Linked DNA regions of Homo sapiens: region 1 is linked to region 2. Evidence: read pairs that join two places in POLR2A ChIA-PET (ENCODE). Cell type or tissue: B cell. All regions are shown on one strand. Links, peaks and the distances in the headings refer to the core of each region. The heading gives the core; the rest is flanking DNA.

What was found. ChIA-PET counts read pairs that join two places held together with the same protein. Peaks named below come from ENCODE experiments on the same cell type or tissue, not always from the same donor. Only the 100,000 strongest peaks of a DNase experiment are listed, where the experiment ranks them.
Region 1: POLR2A ChIA-PET joins it to region 2 with 8 read pairs; 2 of 35 experiments call an interaction of 5 or more read pairs at or near these places.

The regions. Positions count from the first base shown.
Region 1 is chr3:57,157,345-57,163,022 of GRCh38, reverse strand. The region is part of intron 1 of IL17RD (interleukin 17 receptor D); the gene reads left to right. Among named protein-coding and RNA genes, the nearest start is that of IL17RD, 5.2 kb to the left of the region's middle. RefSeq lists enhancers at 2,735-3,418, 3,419-4,104. In B cell, for the core only: no CTCF peak of the experiment used is centred there; a DNase peak (open chromatin) is centred at 3,592; H3K27me3 peaks cover 1,612 bases.
Region 2 is chr3:56,686,020-56,691,697 of GRCh38, reverse strand. No RefSeq gene overlaps it. Among named protein-coding and RNA genes, the nearest start is that of TASOR, 5.6 kb to the right of the region's middle. In B cell, for the core only: no CTCF peak of the experiment used is centred there; no DNase peak of the experiment used is centred there.

The sequences.
Region 1 (5,678 bases), core at 1,183-5,182, 470 kb before region 2:
CTGTGCTTCCAAGACATGCTTTTCCCTCCTCCCAGGATGCCTTTTCCTCCCTTGAGAATTCCTTGCCTATCTTAAGACTCAGTTCAGGTGGTACCTCCTCAGGGAAGCCCTCCTGAATGCCATGCCCCTTGCTTTACCTTCTCATGCAGGTCCTTGCACTTTAGTCTCATCAGACAGCTTTGTCAGTATTTGTTCACTTCTATGTCTTCAGACTAGTTTCTTTAGCCAGGCACTGAACCTCATCTTGGTGGCGTCAGAGCCCTGTAAATATTGGCTGAACCAAATTAGACCCTGCTGCCTTCCTGCTAAATCCTGTATTTCCTGATAGATTTTAAGAAGTAGAGGCAAAGATCAGGGCATCAAGGTCCATTGTCTTTGCACATGCTGTTCCTGCCTGTGTTCCTTTACACCTCTGCAGCTTCCTTTCTCGGCCCTAGCATCACTTCTGCAAAAAATTGTCCCTGTCCACACCTCCCTAGGTCATGTCTTCTAGAAGTTGCTCTGTCAGGGAGTCAGCTAGGAAGTACTGGTACACAGTGACTAGAGTATTTGATTCATGTTTGGGTCCCCTACCAAATAAGAGGTACTTAGTCCATAGATGTTGGCCTCAGCTCTAAGGTTGCTTACAGTGGGGCTGTAGGAACATAAAAGGATAAGGGTCGACTATATGTGATGCAAATCAGAGGAGGCTTTCTGTGGGCCTGGGCCATACTCAGAACCTGAGAGGGGGCAGCAAGGTGCAGCACCAAGTCCTGAGAAACTGGATTTAGGTGCTGGAGCAGAGCTGAGCAAATGACCCCCTTGATCTCCAGGCAACATTTGTTTCAGGAACCCTTGCCCTTGCAGGAATGTGTATTTTTGCAAGACTTGCAAGGTGACTACAGCCAGCCAACCCTCTGCAGCCCTGCTAACAGACCCTTCGGGGCTGCTCCCAGAGGAGCCATGGGCTGGCCTGGTTTAAGTGGTCAGGTTTCACAACCTCCCCATTATTAGTGGGGCAATTAAGAGGCTGATACCATCTTGAACACAGGTCAGTGTTTTAGAAATGAGTTGTGGGCACACTTCCTCAACTACTTAAAAAAAATTCTCTTAGGGTCCTTGCCAGGTAAGGTTGCTCTTTGAGTAATAAATACTGTGTTCACACAGAAGTAATGATTTGTAAAACCTCCAGAGGGACCACACCATCCTCATTTACACTGGCTCTTGCTTCTAGAGTGGAATGGTTTTGTTTGCAACTAGAAGCAAGTTTGGTTCATAACTTTAATTGTGTCAGTCACTCATACTGAAGTTCTCCCTCCCCTTGTCTTGCTGGTCTAGAAGCCTTTTTATGGAACAAGGAGTTAGGAATCTACTCCCACAGGTTTGTATTTAGTGGCTTTTCCTGCAGTGGGGGAGGAGGGAACATTTCTTGCCTCCTTACCTAAATGGGGTCCACCTTCTCTGGTCTATTATCCCTGGAACATAATTCCTACTCCCCCTGCAAGAAAACACTACTCCTTCAGGAATTCGGGAAGCCAGGATGCTGGCATCATCTTTACAATGAAATGCAAGTTTCCCATTTAAGGCAAATACTTCATCACAAAAGGTAGGAAGGAATAGGGTGGTACTTGGAAAAGAGAAGTTCCAGCTGGTTAAAATTTAGGTTCCTGATAAAAGTCCAATCCAAGAATTATCCTTGGCTGTGGGCCCAGACATGTTTATTTGATTCTGAATTGGATGCATTTTCATTCACTTGCAGCTCATGGCTCCTAAGCCCACATCTGGTCTGCCTATCGTATGGCCATGTTGTCCATGTTACAGATGCTCTTGTGTCTGTTACAGAATTCTTGGTTAAAAAATTACTCAGTCCTGGTTGATACATTTTTTAGAGAGACGTTTTTATAAGCAGTGCAAAGCTTTCTTCCAGCCTGTTTTGCCTAGTTAATTGGGAACTCTTCTGGCCCATGTCCATCTTTCTTGAGCAGCCCTCCCTTCTCTCCCCAACCTCAGCCATCCACCCAACCCCAAGCCCCTGCAGTGCCTGGGGCATTGTGCTAGTTATTAACTTGGGCATATAGCTCCGTGACCAGGAGACCAGCAGTTAACTTTTTCTCCAAGTGACACCCTGGGCCTTCCAGTATCAGAATTGCCTCAGGAGCTTGTTAAAATGCAGATTGAAAGCTAATGGGATCAGAGTGAGAGTGAGGTGGAGCCCAGGAATTGGCATTTTAACAAATTCTTTTGAGGATACGCATGCTGTAACCAGGATGAGACCTATTGTTTTAGGGGACAGGGGTCCCACAATCCAAAGAAGGGGAGAACACACATTCTAAACATTTAAAATCAGAGTTTGGCTTTAAATTATGTCACTGGCCTTAGAGAAGAATGTGAAGACTTTCTCAGAGCCCTGACCGATAAAAGGGGTCAGGCTGGGTGGGGAGTGTGAGGATGGGAGGAGCAGGGAAGCGGGGCGGGGGAGAAGCTAGTTTGGATGGGTGCCTCTGGCCTGGGGCAGATGAGGAGGCCTGGAGTGAAGAGGACTTGACACTTCCCCTGAGTTCCTCCCTAGAACAGCTGGGTTTGTCTGAAAACAGTCTCAGGAAGGAGTAGCACAGGATCCAAATCAGATTCTCAGCAGTTCAAATCTTACAACTTCCCAACAAAGGAAAGAACTGCTAGTGCTTTTAAGTATTTTTCATGCTTCATTTGGCCTAAAACATGTTTTTTTTTTCTTTTTTAAAGCTTTCAAGGCTTTTTCTTCCTCTGTCCCTGAACTTTTTATATACTGTGCCCCAGCAGGTGTCTGCTCCTGCTGGGGCTACCCCATCAACAATTTTATTGTCCTCCTTCATTCCCCGCTGCCTCTTTTTTTGAGACGGAGTTTCGCTCTGGAGCCCAGGCTGGAGTGCATTGGCATGATCTCAGCTCACTGCAATCTCCGCCTCCCAGGTTTAAGCGATTCTCCTGCCTCAGCCTCCCGAGTAGTTGGGATTACAGGCGTCCACCACCACACCCAGCTAATTTTTGTATTTTTAGTAGAGACAGGGTTTCACCATGTTGGCCAGGCTGGTCTCGAACTCCTGATCTCAGATGATCTGTCCACCTTGGCCTCCCAAAGTGCTGGGATTACAGGCGTGAGCCACCGTGCCTGGCCCCCCACTGCCTCTTCAGCCTGCTTCTGATGGATGGGTTTTTAGGCTTCTAGAACTTGAGCCTCCACCCTTGATTTGTAAGAATGTGGGGTGAGGAGAGGGCTCAGCTATCAGGGAGCTTGACAGGTTGAGAGGTGCAGTGGCCTTAGAGCAGACCTCTCTCTGGCCACCCTGCCCTGGCAGCCAGACCTTTTCCATTTCCCATCTACTCCCAAATTTGGAGAGCTCCTGCCCTCAGTCAGCCGGGGGGCTGTCTGTGCTGGAGCTACAGGCCCCATCTCCAGCCAGCCAGACTTGCCCAGCCAGTGGGAGGCATTGTCCTCCTGGGCAGTGTTTGTCTTGGCTGCTTGGATGTTCTGAATGGGCCTGACACACGATTAGGTGACTGATGGCCTCCGAAACACATTGTCTCCTCCGGGGCCCACAGCCTTTGAAGCTCTTCCCGGTGGGAAGTAAAGAGACTATTTGCTCTATTAAAATGCCTTGGTATTTCCTCTGTTTAACCACAGGCCACTTCCCCTCTGCCACTCTAAACCCGGCAGGGCCACCGGCTGATTGAAAAGACACAAGCCCTCAAGTGATCACATCCTATTGAAACAGATAGTCTTACTGCAGATTAAAGCTAGGGCCAGTCTTGAAGAAACAAATCCAAGGGGGGAATCTTTGAGATGGCCCATTATCTTGCTCAGAATTTAGTCTGTTGAACAGAATTCACACTTGAAGTCCTGAGTGCATAAATGTAAATGTGTCTTTAAAAAAAAAAAAAAAGAAGAGATATCGACATTGTAAATTAAGTCAGTGTGTGTTTTATCTATATATGGCAGGTTAAAGCAATCCAATCAACAATTTCTCATTGTGTGAGTTGGAAACCCTTTGGTGTCTGGGAAGGGCATGTTGTCTGTTCATAGAAAACCACACCCTGCTGCTTTCTCTATTTGCAGATTCTACCTGTTCAGTCATATGCTGAAAAGTCCAAGTAAGAAAGAAGTCTGTAGCTTAAATAATACCAAGAATATCTCTGGGGAGACTCCTTCATCCTTTCCCAAACAATATATTAAAAGAAGGCTTTTAATTAATAACACCAGGCAGGAAACTAAAAATTGAACAATTTAAAAAATTACCTACATAACAAAAACTCCATTTGTACCATGTTTTTGTGAAGTGGCCTAAAAAACGAATAACTAGTTTCTAATAGAGACTGTTAACATTGATGTTTGCAACTCCATTGTTCAAAGTATCCATGATAAAAATGGATTCCCTTTTCTTTGGTTCCTTGTTTGGAAATGTTGGGGGAAGGTGGATGTAGCTAATTAAGGCTACAACATTTAAAGGGGGGGACTTAATAGGTACCAGCTGTCCTCAACAAATCACTGGGTGGACGACAAAATAAAGATGTGATGTGAACACACATGTAATTCTCTTCTAAAACGGAAATGGGCTCATAAATTTTCTGATTTAATAGTGTAAATGAAAACTACCTCTACTGTGCTTATTTAAGAAGCATTCATTTTATGGTAAAACTAATGCTAAAATGTCTTATTTGCATATGGCTGGTACCTTAAGACTTGAAAGGGCAGTAGATGGCAAGTATTATTGGAAGCTTAGTAAATTGTAATTTTATTGTACCTTTCTTCATTCCATACCTGATCTAATAGACGTTAATCATGAGGCTTTTCATTAAAACTACTACATGGTAGGGAAGCATGCTTGAACGTACCAGAAAAGCCATATAAAATTCAAGTATCAACTTTGAAAACGGAATGGAAATTGGTAGCATTAATTAAAATGTTTGGATGGATATTTACATTTCACACATTAAATGAATACTTCATATGAATCCTTTTGAAATCATGAGGGATTAGGCCTTAAATACAACTTTTTTTCAGATGTAAAAAGTACTTTATTGCCTTCAAAACTAGGAGTTTTTCCAAGTGTTCTGTTTGGTCATTTTTGTAGATCTTTTCCCCCCATTGAATAGTAACCCTTTAAAAAATGCTGGCAGTGTCCCCAGACTTCTGTGCTGCGATGGACTGTTTTACTCGAGAGTGGGAGGGTTAATGGGATAAAGGGAGGGCTTCCTTGGAACGAAGAGGTGTGTTTTCCTGAGATAGGCCATATGGTTTAGAAACCCTTTCCCTGTGATTTTATTCTGTCCGGGTGATTTCTGGTTTCTTCTCTCCCAAAACGGCCCCCTTTTATCTGAGGAAAATGCAGTGCAGTATGGACCAAATGTAGCAGCAGTCCGCCGCCTGAGCGTGGTCTCTGTTGAGTGACGGTTTATGGCCCCTTCCTCTGGAGTGTGCACATTTGCTCTGGGTGCAGCACAGGCACTCACACGGTTAGGATTTATTGTAACTGTTCAGTATCTGAAGCTCAAAAAGACTTATTTGGAGTGAGGAGGCAGGAGACCCTTTTTTTGAGCAGCCACCCTGTGTTAGGTTGTGGGACCAGTCCCCCGTCCACAGTGGCTGCCTGTCTGGGCCAGGAGCAAGACAAAGGAGTAGGGGCCTGGACAACAGGGAAATTCAGGAAGAGATTCTGGGGCCA
Region 2 (5,678 bases), core at 770-4,769:
CTAGGACACACCTAAGAAATATTTGCTCAATGAGTAACCAGAAAAACCCTTTGGGGAAAGAGGATGACTCCTTGGAAGTAGAATTATTGTTGCTCAATATATGGAGGGAATGACAATTTCACATTTTTTAATGCATCTGAATGGACAGTGGAGTTGTAACCTTGTAATATTTTCTTCATCCATAAAATGAATCAAACTAATTAAGATCCTTAAAGTTCTATGAATTAGATGTTAGTGGTACTTTTTTGTTGACTGGACTTTATTATCTTTACTACTGTCTTTAAATGAAAATGTTAAAAAACAAAAAGCCTCCTAGCTGTGTGACCTACAAGGCTCAAGATATATGTGAGCATCAAAAATCACATCTTTTGGCCAAGCATGGTGGCTTATGCCTATAATCCTAGCACTTTGGGATGCTGAGGCAGGAGGATTGCTTGAGCCTAGGAGTTTGAGACCAGTCTGGGCAACACAGTAAGACCCCAATATCTACAAAAAATAAGAAAATTAGCCAGGTATGGTGGTACACACCTGTAGTCCCAGCTACTCGGAGGCTGTGGCAGGAGGATCATTGGAGCCCACGAGGTCAAGGCTGGGTGAGCCATGACATGACAGAGGGAGACCCTGTCTCAAAAAAAAAAAAAAGAATATATATATATATATATTTTTTTTTAACCTGTCTTTTACATGAAAAGTATGAAAGGACATAGAGGGAAAAGTCTCTCCCATCTCTATCTTCTAGCCCCTGTTCCCTTTCCATAGGCAATCAATATTGCTAGCTACTTATGTAGACTTCCAGTAAAGTTTTATGCAAATAGATGTAAATATTTGTATATATTTCACTGTATTTCCCATTTTTTGATATAAATACTAACCCTCTATTCATCCTGTTCTGCGCCTTGTTTTTTGTTTTTCGTTTTTTTTTTTGTTTTTTTTTTTTTTTGAGATGGAGTCTTTCTCTGTCACCCAGGCTGGCGTGTAGTGGTGTGATCTTGGCTCACTGCCATCTCTGCCTCCTGGGTTCAAGCAATTCTCCTGCCTCAGCCTCCCGAGTAGCTGGGATTACAGGCGTGCACCACCATGCCTGGCTAATTTTTGTATTTTTAGTAGAGATGGGGTTTCACTATGTTGGCGAGGCTGGTCTTGAACTCCTGACCTTGTGATCCACCTGCCTTTGGCCTCCCAAAGTGCTGGGATTACAGATGTGAGCCACTGCACCCAGCCAGTTTTTTTTTTAAACACTTAGCACCTAATGAGCTTCTTTATTAGAAAAATGGGAATAATGTGAGTACTTACCTCATAGCGTTGTTGTGAAAATCAAATGAGTTAAAATATACAAAGCACTGGCCGGGCGCGGTGACTCACACCTGTAATCCCAGCACTTTGGGAGGCCGAGGTAGGCAGATCACGAGGTCAGGAGATCGAGACCATCCTGGCTAACATGGTGAAACCCCATCTCTACTAAAAACACAAAAAAATAGCCGGGTGTGATGGCATCGCGCCTGTAGTCCCAGCTACTTGGGAGGTTGAGGCAGGCAGCAGAATCGCTTGAGCCTGGGAGGCAAGAGGTTGCAGTGAGGTGAGATCGCGCTGCTGCACTCCAGCCTGGGCGACAGAGCGAGATTCCGTCTCAAAAACACACACACACACACACACACACACACACACACACACACACAGCACTTAGAAAATGCCAGGCAAGCACTTAGAAAATGCCAGGCATGGCTGGGCGCAGTGGTGCACGCCTGTAATCCCAGCACTTTGGGAGGCCGAGGCAGGCAGATCACCTGATGTCAGGAGTTCAAGACCAGCCTGGCCATCATGGTGAAACCCCGTCTCTACTAAAAATACAAAAATTAGCTGGGCCTGGTGGCGTGTGCCTGTAATCCCACCTACTCGGGAGCCCAAGGCAGAAGAATTGCTTGAACCTGGGAGGTGGAGGTTGTAGTGAGCCGAGATTGTGTCATTGCACTCCAGCCTGGGTGACAGAGCAAGACCCCTCTCAAAAAAAAAAAAAAAAAAAAGAAAAAAAAAGAAAGAAAGAAAAAGAAAATGCCAGGCATATTGTGACCTCTGTATTAGTTTTCTATTACTGCATAACAACTAACACAAACCTGGTGGCTTAGAACAATACTGTATTAGCTCACAGTTTCTGCAGGTCAGAAGTCCAGGCATGGCTTAGCTGGGGTCTGTGCTCAGAGTCTCACAAGGCTAGAATCATGCAGCTGGGCTGCATTCTCACCTGGAGACTCAACTACAAAAGGGTTCGCTCCCAAATTCCTTCAAGTTGTTGGCAGCTATAAAACTCATGGCAGCTTGTTTGTTCAAACCCAGCAACAGGAGAGAGTTTCTGCTGCTTGGAGTCTCTGACCTCAAGGAATGCCTAGTCCTCCCCACCACCTTGAGATATAATTCACATATTATAAAATTCATCTTTTTAAAGTATATAGTTCAGCCGGATGTGGTGGTTCACGCATGTAATCCCAGCACTTGGGGAGGCCGAGGTGGGTGGATCACGTGAGGTCAGGAGTTCAAGACTAGCCTGGCCAACATGGCGAAACCTCATCTCTACTAAAAATGCAAAAATTAGCTGGGTGTGATGGCAGGTGCCTGTAATCCCAGCTACTCGTGAAGCTGAGGCAGGAGAATCACTTGAACCCAGGAGGCAGAGGTTGCAGTGAGCCAAGATGGCACCACTGCATTCCAGTCTGGGTGACAGAGTGAGACTCATCTCAAATAAATAAATAAATAAATAAATAAATACAGTACATAGTTCAATGATTTTAAATATATCCACAAAGTTGTGGAATTACCACCACTAATTCCAGAATATTTTCATCACCCCAAAAAGAAACCCTGTACTCATTAGCAGTCAGTCCTCATTCCCCCTTCTCTCTAGCCCCTGGTAACCACTAATCATTTTTCTGTTTCTGTGGAATTTCCTATTTTTCATTTCCATATGAACAGAATCTATAATATATCGCTTTTGTGTCTGGCTTCTTTTACTTAGCATAATGTTTTCAAGGTTCATTCATGTTGTAGCATGCATCAGTGCCTCATTCCTTTTTATGGCTGTATTCCACTGGACATACCTTTTGATAGATACTTATTTCCAATCCTTTGCTATTATTAACAACACTAAAGAATATCCTTGAATACACATTTAGAATGTGAATGAGTACATCTGTACCATATACATTTCTAGAAGTAGAACTGCTAGGTCAAAAGGTTATGCATCAGTAATATTGATAGTTATTGCTGAGTTATGCTATTTATATCCTGTCTTTTAAAGTACTGTTTGAGGAAGGGAGATGAAATGACATAGTGGAAAATGCACTGAGTTTTGTATTTTGTTTCAAGAGAAGTTTAATATATTGTGGTTATTAACGGCATGGGGCTTTGGAGGCACAGTGCCTGTGTTAGAATCTTGGTTTTGCAACTTACACTCTAAATGACATTAAGTTAATTAACTGCTCTGCCTCAGTTTTTTTCATCTGTAAATGGAAATAACATCAGTACCTTCTCTGGGCATTGATGAGACTACACCTGTAACACTCTTAGAACAGTGTCTGGGCTGGGCGCAGTGGCTTACACCTGTAATCCCAGCACTTTGGGAGGCCAAGGCAGGCAGATCACCTGAGGTCGGGAGTTTGAGACCAGCCTGACCAACATGGAGAAACGCCGTCTCTACTAAAAATACAAAAATTAGCTGGGCATGGTGATGGGTGCTTGTAATCCCAGCTACTTGGGAGGATGAGGCAGGAGGATTGCTTGAACCCGGGAGGCAAAGCTTGTGGTGAGCAGAGATCATGCCATTGCACTCCAGCCTGGGCAACAAGAGCGAAACTCCATCTCAAAAAAAAAAAAAAAAAAAAAAGAACAGTGTCTTGACACATAGAAAGTACTCAATAAATGTTACTAGCTTGCTATATGATCTTGAGTCATTGTCTTTTCCTATTTTTATTTTTTTACTTTTTTGAGACAGAGTCTCACTCTGTCACCCAGGCTGGAGTGCCATGGCACAATCTCGGCTCACTGCAACCTCCGCCTCCCAGGTTCAAGTGATTCTCCTCCCTTAGCCTCCTGAGTACCTGGGATAATAGGCATGTGCCACCACGCCAAGTTAATTTTTTTTTTTTTTTTGAGACGGAGTCTAGCTCTGTTGCCCAGGCTGGAGTGCAGTGGCACGATCTCCGCTCACTGCAACCTCCGCCTCCCAGGTTCAAGCGATTCTCCTGCCTCAGCCTCCCGAGTAGTTCGGATTACAGGCGCCTGCCCCCATGATCAGCTAATTTTTGTATTTTTAGTAGAGACGGGGTTTCACTGTGTTGGCCAGGCTGGTCTCGAACTCCTGACCTCATGATCTGCCCGCCTCAGCCTCCCAAAATGCTGGGATTACAAGCGTGAGCCACTGCACCCGGCCTTAACTTTTGTATTTTTAGTAGAGACAGGGTTTTACCATGTTGGCTAGGCTGATCTCGAATTCCTAACCACAAGTGATCCACCTGCCTTGGCCTCCTAAAGTGCTCACGGCCTACAGGCGTGAGGCACCGTGCCCAGCCTCTCTTTTCCTATTTTTAAATTGTGGAGTTGAAATTGATTATTTTTATGTTTCCAAATTTTAAAAGGCAATTGTGGTCCCTGGAAATTTAATTTTACACTATTTTATACTGTTCTCTAATATTCCTTGTGCTGCTGCTTTGCCCATTACTGATAGCAGGAGACAACTACAGGCTTTATACTTAAAAGCATAAACTTTTGGTAGCTCGTGCTTCAGAACTATGTGCCTCTGTGGTACTCACCCCCCCAAAGATATCTATATACATAAACATATATGAATACCTAGATGGGTATCTTCTGTATGTCACTGTGTTAGTTTTCCTGAAATAGGTGGGATTCAGCAAATTTATACCCCTTTTCTGCCCCTCATGTTTCTGACTCCTTACTTTACCTTTAGGTCTCAGCTTAGCCATCACCATACATCCTAGTTTCAGACGCATTCCCCACTGAACAGCAAATTTGAAGAAGGTAACCCTGTTCATTTGCTTCAAAATGACATCCTTAGTAGGTAGCAGTGCTTAGTCCCCAATACATAAAAAATATTTCTAATAGTGAACATTAGTAATGTTCTCCAGCTAAACTGAAATTTTTTTGCTATCTACAATAAATGAATATGTATTTAAAATTATATTTTAGAGACTCCTAATTTTTTTATACCTTGTAAGGCATAATATAGAAAATCTGATTTCACTAATTTTTTTTCTTTTATTATGATTATTTTTGAGATGAAGTCTCTCTCTGTCGTCCAGGCTGGAGTGCAGTGGTGCAATCTTCACTCAATGCAACCTCTGCCTCCTGGGTTCAAGAGTTTCTCCTGCCTCAGCCTCCCAAGTAGCTGGGATTACAGGCACCCACCACCATGCCCAGCTAATTTTTTTTTTTTTTGAGACGGAGCTGTTGCCCAGGCTGGAGTGCAGTGGTATGATCTCAGCTCACTGCAAGCTCCGCTTCCCGGGTTCACGCTATTCTCCTGCCTCAGCCTCCTGAGTAGCTGGGACTACAAGCGCCCGCCACCACGCCCAGCTAATTTTTTGTATTTTTAGTAGAGACAGGGTTTCACCGTGTTAGCCAGAATGGTCTTGATCTCCTGACCTCGTGATCCAACTGCCTCGGCCTCCCAA